Regions from separate parts of the Mus musculus genome. Here all the other regions are linked to region 2. The links are chromatin loops, found by intact Hi-C in ENCODE. Cell type or tissue: left cerebral cortex. All regions are shown on one strand. Each heading gives the region's core, and the rest is flanking DNA. Links, peaks and the distances in the headings are about the cores only.

Evidence for each region. Peaks named below come from ENCODE experiments on the same cell type or tissue, not always from the same donor. Only the 100,000 strongest peaks of a DNase experiment are listed, where the experiment ranks them.
Region 1: a loop joins it to region 2, with 2.8 times the contacts of the local background. A loop is called at or near these places in 5 of 42 quality-filtered maps.
Region 3: a loop joins it to region 2, with 2.4 times the contacts of the local background. A loop is called at or near these places in 5 of 42 quality-filtered maps.

Annotation. Positions count from the first base shown.
Region 1 is chr2:178,199,462-178,205,547 of GRCm38, reverse strand. All of the region lies in intron 1 of Phactr3 (phosphatase and actin regulator 3), which reads right to left. Among named protein-coding and RNA genes, the nearest start is that of Phactr3, 61 kb to the right of the region's middle. In left cerebral cortex, for the core only: no CTCF peak of the experiment used is centred there; DNase peaks (open chromatin) are centred at 892 and 3,662; H3K27ac peaks cover 2,631 bases.
Region 2 is chr2:178,141,560-178,147,645 of GRCm38, reverse strand. It overlaps Phactr3 (phosphatase and actin regulator 3), which reads right to left and starts at 5,713. Exons shown (of 13, transcript NM_028806.2): 1 at 5,147-5,713. The coding sequence starts at 5,261. In left cerebral cortex, for the core only: CTCF peaks have their summits at 3,553 (motif pointing left) and 4,819; DNase peaks (open chromatin) are centred at 3,307, 4,478, 4,604, 5,132 and 1 more place; H3K4me3 peaks cover 3,171 bases; H3K27ac peaks cover 2,976 bases.
Region 3 is chr2:178,186,180-178,192,265 of GRCm38, reverse strand. The region is part of intron 1 of Phactr3 (phosphatase and actin regulator 3); the gene reads right to left. Among named protein-coding and RNA genes, the nearest start is that of Phactr3, 47 kb to the right of the region's middle. In left cerebral cortex, for the core only: a CTCF peak has its summit at 4,632 (motif pointing left); a DNase peak (open chromatin) is centred at 3,069; H3K27ac peaks cover 861 bases.

The DNA.
Region 1 (6,086 bases), core at 751-5,750, 58 kb before region 2:
GTTTGGAGGAATTTTAAGTGACATGGGAACACAGGCATGAGGCAGATGAGCACCAGGCACAGTGAGGCTCCAGATAGAAAAGATCGCACCGGGCTAGGGAGATAGTTCCATTGTAAGGTGTTGACCTTGAAAGCATGCAAATTTGAGTTCACTTCCTAGAAGGTTCATTAAAAAGAAAATCCAGGTGTGGTGCCGAGCTCACAGTTTCATTTCTGAGGAGGTGGAGACAGAAGGATCCCTGGCCTACACAGCAATTTCTAGGTTGCCCCATCTCAAAAACAAGGTAGGCAACATCTGAGGAATGACACCTGACGTGGTTGACCTCTAGCTTCTGCATGCACATGCACATACCTGCACGTACACCTGCATCCATGTGTACATGTGTGCACACTTGAACACATGCATGCACACAGTTACCCATCAGAGACTCAACAGGAGGGCCTAACAGAGGAGGAAACAGAGATGTCTCTGCAGCTTTCCAGGGGGCAGTCCTCAGCACGGTGACCAGGGGAGAGGAAATAAATGGAAATGGCTGTACTCCAGCAGAACACTGGGAAGCAGGACTTGACCGGGGTGAGGATAAGGCACAAATGGAGGCTTGGTGGCTCTCAGATCTCTGGATGCAGCAGCAGGTGATGTAGTCTCCTGGCATCCTGTCCTCCCTCCAAGGTGGCCCTGTAACCTGCAGGGAGCATGGTGCCCACTTGTGAGCACACACGGGTTATGTGTCATCTGACCCCCCCAGGACTCTGCAAAGAGCATGGCAGCTCACTGGTGCTGTGATGAGTGTACATGACAGAGAAGCTGGCTCTGAAGAGGCGCATTTAAAAATACCAGGAGATGCTGGGGTGTATATATAGCAAGAATGAAGCCAGGCACCTCGGCCCACACAGGATGCAAATATGAGCTTCGGAGAGTTCTGTGTTGTGTCTTAAATAGAGGCCTGAGATCTGAACACTGGCAAAGAATAGAAATTAACGCTGGGAACAAGTGTGACATCACCCAGCCTGAGCTGGGGAACCGAGCTGGCGTCCCACGATGCTCTTTGCCTCTCCGTCCTGACCAGGAGAAAAGATCTCACGGTTTGAAGTTTCATTGTTATGTATCTAGTCTTCAATGATTCAACGCACACCACATTGAAAAGGAAGAAAGACTGGAAGATTGCATAGGGAAGACACATGATACAGTGGCCTGTGTGTGCCAAGGCACAGGTCAGAGTTCTGAGCAAGGAGTAGAGGCTTGGCTTTAAAGTTGGACATAGAGCCTCCCTCAACACCAGGAAAGGAGTAATCAGCCATACACTCTCAGGACACAACGCCTAGGCTGATCTGGCTTTTATCACGCTGCACGGGGCTGTGATGAAGAAACTAACCCTACCTGGTGATGAGGTGGAACACCTTACATGGCCCCAAATGATCCCTTCCAATGTCGCCGGCTGGCTCGGGTGCGAGCTAGAGCACTCTACAAAGGTGTCAAGAATCCTCCTTTGCACTGCCTTTGTAGGTTTTGCTCTGTGAATACACTCAGATGCATAAACTGTATGATTTATATTCTAATGAACTTATTTTAGACACAGAAATGAACTTATCTATGAAAGAAACTTTACATTTTGACTCTACTAGAAATATCGGAATCAATTTCCAAAAATGTTACACACACACACACACACACACACACACAATGGATACAAGTCAATGTAATTACTACATTCTGGCAAGACTCTGTGCCCTGTCCTGGGTCTATGCCTGAAGCTGTTCTCTGATCTTTAGACAAGTGAATACAGCCAGTATTGGGCATCAAAGGTAGTGTCAGCCATAAGTAAAGTGTTCTTCTCTATGTGGATGCTTGGAGGGCTTGAGAAAGGTATAAGGGGAAATGGTCATTTGACCCAGGGGCTTGGTAGGTTCAAACCTCAGGGTGGGTCACAACTACAATGCATGCTCCCCACAAGCAAGACCTGGAATGTGTTGCTAGTAGCAACAAAGTGTTTGATTGGGACGAGTATACATCCTGTACCCCTAAGAGGAATGGACTGACAGTATTTCTTTCCATGTCCATGAAAGGATCTATGTGTAACAGATTGGAAATCCCGAAGTGGGTCCTGTGCCACCAAGGGAGCTCCAGAGTCTTCCTCGACTCCCTGGAGGCTCGAGGCCACACTCAGCAGAGCAGTCACGTCATGCGTCAGCTTGCATGGATTCCAGGATTGTGAATCTGCTACATCCACTTGACACTGCTAAGGAAGATTGTCCAGTCCCCAGTGATGCTGGCCTGTGTCCTAGCTTTCTATTTAACTCTCCACAATTTTCATCAAATCCACTCACTCCTGCTCCATAGTTTGAACTCTATTACAAAGAACCACATCTCCCTCATCATCACCACCTCAAACGTTGGAACGATCTGCATCACCATACCCATGATAACAATGCTCACCACCACCACCAGTAGTACCATCATAATACTGCCACCACCATCACGGTCATCACCATTATAATCGTCACCATCACTATGGCTTCCATTGTCATCCTCACTATCATCCCTGCCAACAGTAAAGCCGGTATCAACACCATCAAAGCTATCATCATTTCACCATCACCATCCTTTCCTTTCCTTCACTGTGATCACTGTCAACATTACCACCATCATCCCCATCATTATCACCATCACCATGACTACCACTGTCAACACAATCACCACCAGCAGCTCTATCAAATGCACTACCACCATTATTCACATTGTATTACTACTACCGCCATCACCAACACAATCACCACTATTACTATCACCACCACTGACAGTCTCACACCAGCTCACATTCAGACAATACTTACTATACACCAAGTGAGTGCTATTCCAGTTCTGGCTGGTTCCAGGACTATGAATGTAACAGGCTCATGTAATCTTCCCAACAGCCCTGGAATAATGTACTATCGTTTACTCTGCTTGTTTAGGTAAGGATAGAGAGCTGCTGATGGATAAATACGGTTGTCAGGGTTACTTGATCAGTAAATGGTTAGGCTGAGGCCACATCTAGGCAACCAGCCCAGCCCATACATACCCTGCCCTCTCTCTTCACCCTTATTCTGCTTCTAGTCAAAAAGGAAGTGTGATTCTGGACACAAAGAACTGGACACCCTGTAGGGTGCCTACCACATGCCATAGCACATAAGAGATAGGTGTGCCTTAGAAGTTGGCACCTTACAAATTCATGTAAGGACAGGGAAAGCAGGGTGCAAGACCACTCCCCACACCTCAGACCTTCCTCCTTTAGCCACCCAATTGTCCTGAGGGCCCTCTGCTCCAGGCAACATGGTGTAGGCAGTGATTGGCAAGGTGGCTGTCTTTATGTCAGGAAGGTTCTCACCAAAAGAAGCAACACACCAGCAGGCACTGCTATGAAGGAAGACATGGGAGTTGAGATGGCTCTTTAGGGTGACTATGGAAGGCTGCTCTTAGGAGCTATCAAAGAACAACAGGCTGGCCAAGCAACAAGTGTCAGATGTTCTTAGAGGGAAAACAGGAGCAACGGCCCTGAGGCAGGAGAGTCTTTCAAACTGAGGAGTGGCCAGTGTGCAACAAGTACAGAGACAATAAATGTCTGTGCCAAACCCACCACACACCCAGCAGAGCTCAACACCCACACATTTACTAAGCCTCAGGACAAGCTGTGAGGGAGGTAGCCCTTGTCATTGGAGCTTTGCAGACTAGGAAAGCATGAAGTCGAGTTGGGGAACCAACACACAGTGGTGCCAGGTTTCAAACCCAGATGGCTCAGCTCCCAGGCACAACTTTAAACCACCAGGCTGTGTGGCCTGTGCTCCCCAGGAATGAGGCTTGAGACTAGATTTCACAGCCTGTGGTTGGTTGAGTCTGGGGTTTGTGCACAGGATGATGGGAAAAGGGGATGAAAGACAAAGTCAAAGAGCAGCTGAGCAGAAACCCAGTCAGAGAGGCTGGAACATGAGGCAGGAACCCTGCAGGAAGCTGCATGGTCTCCTAGGGTCCGTGTATCTTACAGTGACGAGGAGCCTGAGGCCCTGGTGTGGTGAAGGGGGAGATTCAAGGTTCCATACAGCAGGGGCTAGATGTGAAGGGCTAGGGAAGGAGGGAAAGGCTGTTTTTGGCCAGGGGACCGTGTAAGCATGTGGTTGGATGCTAGACTGTGAGGACCAGCCAGGCTCAATGGCCCAGGACCTACCATGGCTGGCGTTTATGACAGATCTGTTCACTCTCGCCTCCTTCCTTCTGACACTTTCTAAACACCCCCAAGATGCCTGGACTGGAAAACTGATCAATACATCCCACTTTTTAGAGTCCCCAGCAGAAAACTGATCAATAGATTCCACTTTTTGGAGGCCTCAGCACAAACAAAGTTCCAGGAACTTGGGGTCTCCATAGGATTGACCCCCAAGGCAAACCCCACAAAGGTCCATGGGGGCGTCTCAGGAAATCAAACCTCTTTTGCTATGCACTTCTCAGCAGCCATGTGGTGAACGATAACTCCTACCTCCAATATAAAATGCCGAGCTATCACCCTATCCTTCCCAGAGTACCCCACACAGAAGAACAATGGCTGCCTGTGGCCCAGAGATGCCACAGTCAAAGCAACTAGGAAAACAGCTGCATCCCCGTGCTGCATCCATCGCTCTGCAGTGAAAGAGGTCAGATCTGCCATTGCACGTCAGGCACTGAGAACCAGCAACCAGAGAGAGATTGATATAAACACTTAGTGGCAAAACTCACATGCAAAGAAACCCCACGCAGGGCTGGAGAGATGGCTCAGCAGTAAAGAGCGCGTGGGTCTTAGTTACAGTTACTATTGCTGCGGCGAGACACCATGGCCAAAGCGAGTTGAGTAGGGAAGGGTTTGTTAGGCTTACATTTCCATATCACCGTTCACCATGGAACAAAGTCAGAACAGGAGCTCCAACAGGACAGGAACCAGAAGGCAGGAGCTGTTGCAGAGGCCATGGAGGGGTGCTGCTCATTGGCTTGCTCTCTGTGGCTAGCTTATCGTGCTTTCTCATAGAACGCAGGACCACCAGCCCAGGGATGGCACTACCTATAATGGGCTGGGCCCTCCCCATTAATCACTAATTAAGAAAATGCCCTTATAGGCTTACCTCCAGCCTGATCTCACAGGAGCATCCCCTAATTGATGTCCCTCTTTCTCAGATGGCTTTAACTTGTGTCAAATTGGCATAAAATTATCCAGCACAACTCATTTGGTTCTCAGAAACCATATGGATGGTTCATAAACCACATGTAACTACAGCCCCAGGGGATCCAACATTCTCTTCTGTGAGAGCACCGCACACACTAGCATGGAGATACACACACATAATGAATGAACGAACGAAAAAAATGGATGTGGAAGTCTCATTCAAGAAGCAGATTGCTTAACTTCAAAAGACCAAACTCCACTGATAATGCTCCCAGAGAATGAAAGCCTGCGGGCCACTAACCATCCCAGTGGGGCCTGTGCTGCTTCCTGAGATACACCCCACTTTCTCGTTCTCAGATTACCATCTTCAAAATCTGATGAGGAGAAACCAGCTTGCCAGTAGATATGGGTGGAATGTGAGATACCCCTTATATGCTCCTATGCTTAAACACTCCCTCCCCATCTGATACTGCCATGTTGGAGCTTCCAGAAGATGCAGACAACCTGGGAGAAAACAAGGCTGCTGGATGTTGGCCCTGAGAGCCTGGCTGGAGAGCCCTGCTCTCTGGTCTGCTGGGATGCAGGGAATGCCAGCCCCACTCTCCTACCACCATGAGCTCTCCTTGATGGTCAGCATCCTCTCACACTGTGAGTCCAAATAAGCCCACCCTCACTTAAGCTGCTTCCAGAGAGCATTCTGTCTCCAAGATGAGAAGGAATGGAATATTTAGCAGAGAGTCAAGACGGCCTCCAAGCTTCCTGGTTCTACACTCCCCAGTGATCAGCTGCTCCAGTCAGCGCCTCCTCAAGGGTCAGGCACAGAGAAGATCATGAAGTGACTCAGGGTATCCATGGACCTAAGCGACATAACAGGCATCAGTATCTCTTCAGTTCCTTCTAACCTTCTCAGACCATAATCTGG
Region 2 (6,086 bases), core at 604-5,603:
CCAATCACATTCTGTGTGGACACCCCACACTTCCACAATTAGTAGAAAACACTGCAAGTTTTCAGACTCTGTTTTCATAAAGCATGTAGTTTTTATTTTTAATAACCCTGAAAAACTGACAAGGTAATTACTGCGTAGTTCTACTGCTAATTAAAACATGTAGTCGCTCTGCAAGGGGCCAGAGGGAGATTCCCAGAACTCAGGACTCCAGAGGAAGAGAACACTCGAGGAATACAAATAGAAAGAGCTGTGATCCCTGTTAGCTATACTGTCCTTTGCTCCTCGATACCCCCAGGCAGAGGACCCCATTGAGGGTCAGAGACGAAGGAGTGCCCAGAACCAATGGGCACATCACAGACTCGCTCTTCTGTAGAGTACATGAGAGAAAGAAAGAGAAGGAGACAAAAAAGCTTGAGGCAGTCTCCAGGGTGGGAACGGAGGCAGGGCCCAGAGTGGGAGGTCACAGGGCAAGTGAAAGTTTCCAGGAGGCCAGAGGCAGCTGGATACAGAGCTGTGGGAGAAGGTGTTAAGACCGACTGTCCCATGATGAAACTGTGATAAAGAGAACATTCTAACCAGCTGGAGCTTCTGCCCAGCTATAGGAGGAATGGACCATGGAGGAAGCAGGCACCTCGTCCAGAGTCTACAGGGCTGTGCCTCTCCATCAGTCTGCAACAAGGCAAAGGTGACCCACTTCCGTAGAAGATAGATAGCTGTAAGTTCCTCCTGGATCATTCCCACCTGGCCTATGCCAAACCTCATCAGTTGATAAAGGATAAAGGTCAGGGGGTCACTCCATACCCTAAAATCACAGGATGGCCCTGCCACACAGAGAGACCCTGACCACCACAGACAAGATCACTGAGTGGAGAAGACTTGGTTGGAGGTACTGCCTCATTATACAAATGGTCCCTCCATGTTAAAGCCTGAATGAAGGTCCATCTGAGGCTACGCGAAAACACTCCAAAAGGCATTACAAGTGGCTGTGGGCTGGTCTGTGGTCCTGGCATCTGGAGCCCAAGGAGATGAGCTTCAAGTGGGCAAAGGGGAGACCGAGAGTAGCACAAGGACACACCTGGAAGAACGAACAAGGCGGGAGAACGCTGGAGATGGAAATATAAAGACAGCATGGGGTGCAGGGGGTGACCAGAAACCTGACAGCTCAAGGAGAAAGAGCTGGATTCCCTGGGGACTCTGAGATCCTTGGAAGGAGAGACGCTTGTAGGAACACTCCATGGCTTGTTGCAAGTTTCATTCTGGAAGAAAACCTCACCCCGGATTAGGTACAAAGTACAATTTACAAAAAGAACCCTGCAAATTGCAGAAGGAGCCATGACTGGAGCTGAGACATTGACACACAGGGACAACCAACTTGGGGGAAGTAACTTGAGCCCTGCAAGCCGGTCCACGGCACAGAGGGGGATGCTGAGAAACTGTACAAGAGGAAGCCACAAGAACACGCTCAGTGCAACTGAGGAATTGCAAGTTATCACAGATCCCATTTGTCACCCTTCGTGCTAAGAAACACAAACTCATGACCTGGGGTATTGGCAAGATTTGGGGCAGAAGGTAGTGTCACCGTCTGCAACAGCTCCCGTAAGAAGTGTGAAACAGTATATACTGAGCAGAAAGGGCAATGTCATCACCGTAACAAGTGTGGACTCCTATGGCTCGGAGATCCCATGAGCTGGCATCCGGCTATCATAAGAGCACTAATCAGACTTTGCTCAGGACACCAGCACCATGTTATCCACCATGGGTAAACACGGGACACAACACAACTCCTCACAGCTAAACTAGAAAGCACATTCCTCAGACTATCGCTGCATGACTGCTTACAGAGAGGAGGCGGCTGGGAAATGCTGTCCTCTGAGTACAACAGGTATTATCTCTGTCCCATCTACTGGGACTATCTGCAAAAGACCCCTGAGGTCAGGTGCATTGACTGCAAAGATTCTCTTACAGAGGAGGGGCTAGAGGGCTAATGAACTCCGACCTGAGATCCCAGCCCCTCCTCTCCTCCTCTCCCTGTTAGTTGTATATAATTCTGTCCTACGTCCTTAATGAAATGTGACCTTGTAGCCTTGGGAAGTGCTACAGTATATGAGACCATGGAGGGGTAAAGAACTCCATTCATCCACCCTGGACGGTTGGCCATGCAGTTGTTATCCATGCTGGGGTTAGATCCTCTGGTAGTGGAGCTGTTTTGAAGTTGCCGACATTCCCGTAAGTAGCCACTCATCTATGTTCTGTAAGGAAACCCAATAAACTCTCAGGTTTTTCCATATTAGATTTTGATAGAATTGTGTCTAGATCAGTCATTGGTTTTCTAGAGGGAAGGACTAGCCATTCAGTTACATCTCCTCAGGGCGAGAGTTCTCTAAACAGACATAGACACAGTGGTATGGTAAGCTCCCCATAGCCAAGGCAATTAGATCACACAGTGAAGACTTGCCCACATGCCACACCCCTGTGGCTGTTTTCCACCCATCTGGTCCTGTATCAGGAAGGGAAGAGCAAATATCAGAGTGGGGGACTACAAGGTAGTACTGATGGGGAGAACGAGGGGCCAAAGCAGCCTGAGCTTGGTTTTCCAAGAACGTTTTTGAGATTTGACTAAGAGAATGTCGTTAAATTCAAAATGCCTTGAGGAAGGGTAAAAGCAATTTAGGACTGTTTTATAAAAACAAAGACTCTAGATGGAGGTAGGCCATTCTTCTATGTACCTGAATCTGGCCATTGTGCCGCTACTGGCTGGGTTCAGCATTCAGGAGTGCCCAGCTAGAGCAGCAGGTAGCCAGAGGGAAGGGAACCTGCATGGAGGGTCAAATGAAGGGCTGTGACAAGAACTGACTAGAACATCAGACTCTCTGGAAGCCCTGGCACATCCCAGGCAGTCAGGTGGTACATCACATTTAGCTTGTCTCCCACAACCTTCCACATATGCAAGCACCTTCCACACCCCACCCTTACTGTTTCAGGTTTGTGGATGTCTCTCAACCTGAAGATTTTCTCTTTGGCCAGAACTCCACTGCTGAACACAATCCACAGATGCTCAATACCTGGCCCTACAGTTCATAGAGTTTTAGACTTTTCACTCCCCCATAGCTGCTCGCTTGGCTCCATTCTAACCATTCTAACCTGTCGACGGCTCCAGCACATGTCCTCCCATGCTAGATTTCATCCTGGGCGTCGGAGCCCTCCTCCCTGCTCCCTCGTGGACAGATAGCAGCCCACCTGCCAAACCTGTTACTGCCTCCCACGGATGCATCAGCTCATGGACAGCCAAAGAGCTAAATCCACCATCATTTCAAGTTTGCCTCTTTTTACTGCCAAAGAGACAAAGGAGTGGAAGTAGTTGTCTGGTAAGGGACCATTCACCTTCCACAGTATCTCTGAGAGCTAGGAAAGCTATCTGCCATGGGTGTTACACAGGACTAAGGGAAGACTTCATTAATGACTTAAGGGTCTGCTTGCTGCAGCCTGCCCTGGAAACTATGGAAATCAACTTGCCCTCCTAGAGTCAGGGACTCCCTCTCCTGGCACATTGAGGTGAGCAGATGTGACTGACTCTGCCAAAGTCCTAACAAAGACATCTTATAAGACTCGGTGGGTTTATGGCTTAAAATTTCCATAACAGGTCCTGGTACCCACAGAGCTACTTTATTTTTGTTTATTTATTTATGTTGGTTATTGCATTTTATTTACATTTCAAATGTTGTTGCCTTCCTGGTTTCCCCTCCACAAAACCTCTCATCCCATCCCCACTGCCCTTTACCTCTATGAGGGTACTCCCCTATCCACTCCCCCCCCAATTCCCACCTCACTACTCTAGCATCCCCCTACACTGGGGCCTCCACAGGACCAAGGAGCCATGGCTCCCTCCATATGTACTCTGTAGTTGGTGGTTTAGTTCCTGGGAGCTCGTGGGGGTCCAGTTAGTTGATATTGCTGTTCTTCCTGTGAGATTGCAATCCCCTTCAGCTCCTTCCGTCCTCCCCCTCACTCTTCCACTTTGGGTCCCTCAGAGCTACTTTTTAAAAGGGGGTTTTCTGGGCAGTATAGCTCTTATGGAATCTCTCCCTACAAAGGCAGTCTTTGCTGGCCCCTGGGATTTAATGCCATTATTTAACAATCATTTAACACCATTCAGCCCCCATTCATGAGTCCTTGGATTTAAAGAGAAGTGTACAAAGGAAGGCAAGGCAAGGTGTTATCAAACAGCAACTAAGAGGGATTGCACCTCATGAAGACACAGAACTGAGCCCCTCCACTTGACACACACACCAGCTCTGATTTTTTTTTTTTTTTTGAAAGATCCATTTCAGAAGCTCTGACTTCTCCCCAGAAGTGAAAATTGCCTTCTGGTGGAGAAAGGTTTTAATGATCACTTTGCTTCCTGCGTCTCCATGGTGACAGAGCACACAGCCCACCCCCTCCTGCTTCATTAGGCCTTTCTTGGTCCCAAGGAAAGTCATCAATCAAGCCACATAGATGCCTCTGTGACCTGTTTATCACCTAAACAATCCACATTGCCTTGAATGTGGAAGAGTGGACACAGAGCAGAAAGAAACCCCGGCAATGCCCGTTGGCCTCACACCCTTCATTTCCCCACAGCAGCTCTGTCCAGCACACCTGTCCCGGGAGGCGGGCGCGCCCAGGTGCGCCAGACCTGGCTGGAGTCCTGGTGCCCATTGACAGCCTTGGGCACGGTGGCTGCAGGAGTGTACTGCTGCCCTGATCCTTCGGGTGGGGACCCTGTACAGGACCATAGAAGGGCCTGGACAGAGGGCAGAGTAGGCACCAGCCCTGGGCGGAGGTGACACGAAGACCCTTCCACTGGTCAGTCAGCTGCCCACCATGGCACTCCCTACTGGGGGTTCAAAGACCAGCAGCCAGCCAACAGAGCACACTGCAGAATACCTAGCTCTACCAGCAAAGCGGTTCCTCTCTGGACAAAGGGCTCCGAGGCAGCCCTGTTTGCTGGGGACAGGAATCACGGGCCCTCGTGGCACCTGAATCGGATCGCTGTCCCCCCCAGTAAAGGCGGGGGCGGGGGGAGCTGTGGCGCGTGGGGACATGGTCCCCATGCCACCTGCCTCGTGTCTCCCCCACCCCGCCTGGCCGCCCCCGCCGGGCCCAGTACCTGGGTTCTCCCCGGCGTCCGTGGAGGTGGCTGAGGAGTCGCTGAGGAAGCTGGGGTCACTCTGCGAGCGGCCCCGCGACACAAGGCAGCTGCTGCCGTCCTCGGATGCGGCCATGGGAAAGGCGACGCAGGGGCAAGTTGGAGGGAGATGCGGAATCAGAGCATCCTAGGCGGCCAAGGTCACCGGCGAGGGGGCTGGAGAGGGCGTCTTTTTTAAAAGGAAAAGCAAAAGGGACCAGGAAAGAAAAAGAACGGAGGAGGACGCCAGGCTGGCTTCAGGGTGGGGAGACAAAAGCCTTGCAGGCTGCAGCCAGGCGCATCCCGGCTTGCGCGGCCTCGCTTTGTTATTTATTCGTATTTATTCCCATTCTTCTGCTTATATTCCAGGGGAAAAAAAAAAGTTGAACCAGGAAATAAAAACTTTTTCTTGTCAGTGTTTATGGCGTGCTTGGGGCTGGGGGAGATGTCCAGGAATGTCTGGGGGTGCTCCCTCCCCCCACCCCACCCCCCACCCCCCCGAAAAAAAGGGAAAAAGGAGAATCTTTGCTCTTGCAATTGCTTTAATCTGAAAGCTGTTCTTGGAGCATCTGTTGGAAAACATTAGGATTCTCCCATCATGCCATGGGAGGAGCATGACGTCACGAAGCTGGGAGTGAGAATGAGTGGTGATGGGGAGGGGTCTCAAATACCTGGACTGTCAGAGGCCGGGGAGACATATGGACTGGATCGTAGGTTATGATCCGCCCACCACCATACCTGGGGCTCTAGGACAGAAAGCAGCCACATGCCCTCTCCCCCCTCCCCAGTCTTTCCTCCCACCCCGCCCTCCACCAACAGGAAAGGAGGAGCCCTGAGGCGAGGGCGGTGCCTCCCTTGAAGGCACTCTCCAGGCAGATCCTGGCGGCTGGTTTTCCTGGCCCTCCTCTTGGAGATGGTTATG
Region 3 (6,086 bases), core at 751-5,750, 44 kb before region 2:
CCATATCCCCTAAGGGCAGAAGAGTCCCTAAGGTGGAGGTCCCTACTTGGAAGAAAAGTTGCTATGAGTGGGAATGGTGCTCATACCCACAAAGAGCCAGCCTGGGCTAAAAGCAAACTAGCCAAATCCCAACACTGGGTTCTGTGCCTTCAGCATGGTCCAGGTCCTTCCTCAAGTGCAGGTGGGAGATCTGAACCCTGCTTCTGCCTCAAGAGGGACATTGGGCTCCTTCCTTCTCAGTGTCTGCCTAGATAACAGGTACACCTGTCCAGGGCTGAAACAAAGAGTTCAGCAGAGCAAAGCCTCGGGGATATGAACTGGGGGAAAGAGAGAGAGAAGGGAAAAAGGATGAGGGGGCAATAGAGAGATGAAGGAACCCCAAGAGTGAGCTCCAACCCAGAGCCAGGTCTTCCGCAGAAAATTCCTGGGGGGAAATTGCACATCTATTGCATGTTTGCTAAGAGCCATGTCCCATTAAGGATTCTGGATAATCTAATTCCACAGTCATTGATGACACTGAGAAGTTGCCTCTGTCCTTTGCAGAGTCCTTGCCCAGCTAATGACACCTTTAAGCCCCATCCTGACTCAGAGGAAGCCAGCCTAGGGCACTCAGCTGGCCTAAGGATACAGAAGGCTGGAGGGTTTGAATGAGTCATTATTCGATCCAGGGTCATGGTGGGGGCAGCTGTGGAGTTGGGGGATGGCTTCTGGTCCTATTGAGCTGGCCTCACTCTGGGTTGATCTATGAGCAGACATTTCTATATCTATAAGGAGATGGGCTACTCAAAGCTGACCAACTGCCTTGAGATCTGATAATCTACATCCCAGCACCCCATCACATCAGCACTACTGGAACATCTCAGGCAATGTGCCTCAGGTGGGAGTTTTCAGGCTGGTCACAGGAAGCCACTGAAAGGTTGGTCATTTGAAGGTAATGTTGTGCTTCTGTGCAAAAATAACAAGCCATTATTTAAGAAGACACAGGGTGAGGAGCCGGAGTCCAGCCAGACTAGCTTAAGGGGAAAGTGGATAATAGAGAGGAACTTCCAGAGTCCCAGGCTCCTAGACCTGCAGCCAGTACCTGTGCCTTCTCTCCATCTCTCTGGCCCCTGATGTGCCTGGTGCACAGAGGACAGCCAGCTGCATCTCAGCCTGGTCTCTGCTTCAGTCTCTCAATCTGTATGTTTCTCGTTTTGTCTTTCTCTCTTCACTGTTTCTCTGTGTCTGTCTTTAGCTTTTTCTCTCTGTCTCTTTCTTTGTGTGTGTGTCTGTCTATATATATCTGCCTCCAAATTACCAGTGTAACTGTCACAAACAGGCATTCCCTGAGTCCTGCACCAAACATCCCTCTCTATTCTGCACCGCTCACTGATTCTCTGGAGCACTAGCTCTAGCCTTATGTCCCTGTGCAGTAGACCAGGGGCCCCGTGTTTTGGCTGGGACAGGTAGATTTGGGGGATATGTGAGTGGTCCCCAAATCAGGCTCCAGGCTGATGGCATGGCACTTGATGGCAAAGGGTGTCTTCACAAAGGGTGTTTCTGTGAGGCTAGGAAAGGAGCCACAGAAAGTATTATAGAGCCCAAGTGAGGAGGAGCCAGCTTTGGCTACCACACCAGGGGTATCCAGCAGGTACCAGACTCATAGTCCCTCTTTCTCTACATCTAGGTCCCTGCATCTAGATTCTTTTTGGATTTTCAGTCTTCTTCACAGACTGTCCTTGGGGGCTAGGCCCAAGCGCTTCCACGCTCCTGCTGATAAGCCCACACTCCACCTCAGTTTGCCTGGCCAAATTAACTATAACCTTTAGTGTTCCTGTGACCATTGATGTCCCACAGGGCCTCAGTGGTCTCCTTACAATTCCTAGTACCCCTGGGAAGATGAAATCCCCCACTTTGGCATCACAAGCCCTCCACATTCAACACAGAACCAATCAAGTCACCACAACCAGGCCACTAGGATACTCACTTTAACCCACCCCTACCTTCCCATGAGAACACGACACACCTGTGTTCCTTCTTCACTCAGACCGCTAATCTTGCCCTCTACTAAGATATGGAAGTTGCATTGGCCTCCCTCCCCCTCAGTCCCTCCCTCAGCTCCCACAGGGCATTTCTACCCAGTTCAACCTGGAGTCCATGGGCACCCTTCCTAACTGGCGCTTGGCCATCACTGCAATGTCTTGGTCCCACCCTCTGTTTTCAATGCCCAAGTGCATAGCTTATGATCCCAACATTGTGCTTTGGAACAAGTTCATTTCACTTGAACTCAGAGAGGCACAAATAGCTCCATTGTCTTTACTCAGCCCAGCCAATTCTCTACCTGTTCCCCGGGCATTATGGGGTCCACCGAAATCAAACACCTTGGTGTGAGGAAGCAGCACAGGCCAGACCAGCCCTTTGGAGTGGCAACTGTTTTTGTTTTATGAAGCTGTGGTGGTTTGTAGGCTTGGTCCAAGGGGTGGCACTATTTGGTGGTGTGGCCTTGTTGGTGGAAATGTGTCACTGTGGGCATGGGCTTTAAGACCCTCCTCCTAACTATGTAGGAGCCAGTCTTCTCCTAGTGGCCTTCAGATGAAGATGTAGAACTCTCAGTTCCTCCTGCACCATGCCTGCCTGGATGCTGCCATGCTCCAGCTAAGATGATAATGGAGTGGACCTCTGGACCTGTAAGCTAGTCCCAATTAAATGTTGTCCTTATAAGAATTGCCTTGGTCATGGTGTTTGTTCACAGCAGTAAAACCCTAACTAAGACAGAAGCCTAGAATATTTGCCTACTCAAATTTATGTCTCAGAATCTATCATGAGAAAAATATAAGCTATTGCAAATACTATGAATGCTACAGACATAAAGGAGTCCCTGCGATGTTAGTAATCACAGCAAACATTTCAGAGCTCTGAAAAATGCCCCCACACCAGGGGCACAGCTAAGTAAATTTTGCTAAAGTGAGTGTTTCCCTGGGAGACTGCTTGTGCCGTGCCTGCAATTTGGGAAATGAAACTTCAATTTAGACTACTTGAAATAGATGCTTTCGCTTGATTACAAAATAAGACAAAACCAGCAAGCCAGGTGCAAAGTAAGCAGGCTGCACCAGTGAGGGGAGAAATAGATTGTTCATGAGAGAGGGGGAAGGGCAGAGGAGCCTGAAGAGGCCTAATCTCCAACCTCATGGAGACTGAAAGACATGGGGTGAATGGGAGAGGGCTTACACAGAGGCACAGCAGGAGCTGAGTGAAGAAGAGGCATGGTGCTCCTGGTGAGTGTCAAAGGGGAGCCTTGAGCCAGGATCTGAATGCCTTTGCTTTTCTGATCCCCCATACCGATTAGCAAACAGCCCTTTGGTCTCAGCCCTAGAAGGAAGCAATGAGCTGAACACACCCAAGTGTATGTATGATGTCTGCAACCAACAAGGGACCCACACCATGGGCTCCGGGAGGACGCTGGGAGTTGGACTGAGATAAAACATAAGGCTGAGATTCAAAGGCACAGCAGCCAAGTGTGGTCTTGGGGATCCAGGCTGGGTCATCATGTGTTTGGAACCATGCCAGTGAAGAAGGTTCCGTGGAGGAGCCTCTGAAAGGGCTAGAGGTCAAAGTCACCAGGAGGCTGAGAGGCAGCGCCGTGATTAGGGCGAGGAGCTGTTCCGGTTCATTTTGAAGAAGAATCATCCTGCATGGTGCAAGGTCAGGGCTACCATCAAGAGATGAGCAGCTGAGCTGAGAGGGAGGGAGGAAAGCCATGCCCACCAAGAGATGAGCTGCCGAGCTGAGGGAGGGAGAAGAGCCATAGTTTTTGATCTCCTTTCAACCTGGAAGTTCTCTTTATCACATCCACATTCTATGTCCTTTAGGGGGGTTTGTCTTTTTGCCTCCCTTTTATTTATTCGTTTTTATGCCCATTTATTTGCCTATTTATTATGTGTGTGTGAGGGAGAATGGAGTGTGTCTGTGAATGTCTGTATATAAGAGTATGTGGTGTGTGTGCATTGTGTGTATGATGTATGTGCATGTGTGTGTGGTGGTGTGTATGTATGTGTGTGTGATATGTACACGTGTGTGTATGTGTGTGTGATGTGTGCACATGTATGTATATGTGTGTGTGCATGTGCTGCAGCACATATGTGCGTGTCCAAGGACAACTTATAGAAGTTAGTTCCTGATATCATGTGTGTCCCACAGGACTGAACTTAAGCCCTCAGGCTAGGCAGCAAGCACTCTCAGAACCAACTCGGCCACCCCTCCTTATCCTATCATTCCCTGATCTTCTACACAAAGTGGATCTTTGGCAAAAAGAACTTACTATGAAAGGAGTCTTATCTCTCCTAGTGGTTTGGGGGAAAGGAGGGTCAAAGGAAAATAGGCACCTATCAATCACCTATGCTCAAGAGGAAGTGGGAAATTCCACACCACTGTGTGACCCTAGTGTCATCCTAGCCATGTGTTCAGAGGACTCTAAACGCTGAGTCTCACACAGAATGCTCTCATTAAAGTAAAGCCTAGGAGCTAGAGAGATGGCTCAGCAGTGAGAGCACTTGCTGCTCTTCCACAAGACCTGAGCTCGGTTCCCAGTACCCATAACAGGCAACTCTCAACTGCCTGTGACTTCAGCCCCAGGGTATCTGGTGCCCTCTTCTGGCCTCCATGGGCACTGCACTCACATGCATACACACACACACACACACACACACACACACACACAGTTGCACATGCATGCATACACACACAGACATATACAGAATTGCACATGCATGCACACATGCAAACACAAATGAATGAAAATAAAACACTTGCCTTGAGAGGCAGCTCAGCACTCAAGAACACTTGTCTCTCTTGAGAAGACCCTAGATAGGCCCCCAAACCCAGACAGTGCTCCTGGCCATCTCTAACTTCAGTTCCAGGGCACTCAGTGCCCTCTTCTGCCTTCTGTGAGCACAAGGCATGTATGCGGCCCACAGACATATGTGGAGACAAAGCACACATATGCATAAAATAAATACATCCCTAAAATAAAAATTAAAAAAAAAACATAAAACCTCAAAACACAGAGCTGACCAGGTCCTATAAGCACAACCAAATGCTCCCAGTTTGCCTGCAGCCCCACTGCAACAATGTTTCATCTTCCACTAAGAGATAGCCTAAAGTCCACAAAATCCCAGAGTCCACCCCAAGGCCACACAGCTTGGAAAGGGCATGGCAGGGCTGGATGAGAGCTAGTCAGTGGGCCCCAGGACCTACACATATCATCAGCGAGATAGGTCAGCGGCAGCAGGGTGTGTGTGCATCATGTCGTGCAAGGCTCAGGACCCTCAGTGAACTGAGTATGTGATGCATACGTCAGAACTTCAGTCACTATGGCAGAGTGTATCAAAAGCTGTTCAAACTCACGCATGACAAAAAATTAACGTAAGGGTATCACTAGAGGCAGCCCTGCGACATATAAGTCCATGCGTCTTTCTGGTCCAGTGGTCTAGAGTCCTAATGCTGGTGTCTGTCTTCCAAAGCCACTAGCAACTCCATCCTGGAACCATCCTGGTATGGGCTGAACCTTAGCTATTTCCCACAGGCTCCTGTAGTGGCAGCTTAGTTGCTGTCCAAAGGGCTTTGTGGAGTGGCTGGATCCAGAGGCCTCTGCTCTAATGGGAGAATCAACCCACTGACAAACTGAAAGTGTGAATAGACTGTTGGGGGGAGTGGCAGAGCTTGGAAGGTGGGACCTGGATTGAGGAAGTGTGTCACTGGGGACATATCTTTGAAGGGTCTATCTTTTCCTCTCATGAGAATGCTCTCTCCTTCCTATCCATCATGGTGTGCCATATTGCCCTCACACCCATGATTGTAACCATGAACCTGAAGGAAACAGCACCTCCCTGAAGCCACTTAGATTGGGTACATCACCACATGTCCACAGTAATTCCCCTTCCTCCCAGAGGTGTATGGAAGACTGTGTCCTGAAGACTCACATCCACTCAGACTTCAGAGAGGGATCTCACTTAGAAATGAGGTCTTTGCTACCCTCCGAAAGACCCAACAAGCACCTGAAAGAGTCAGATGCAGTTATTTGCACCCAACCAATGGATAGAAGCAGCTGA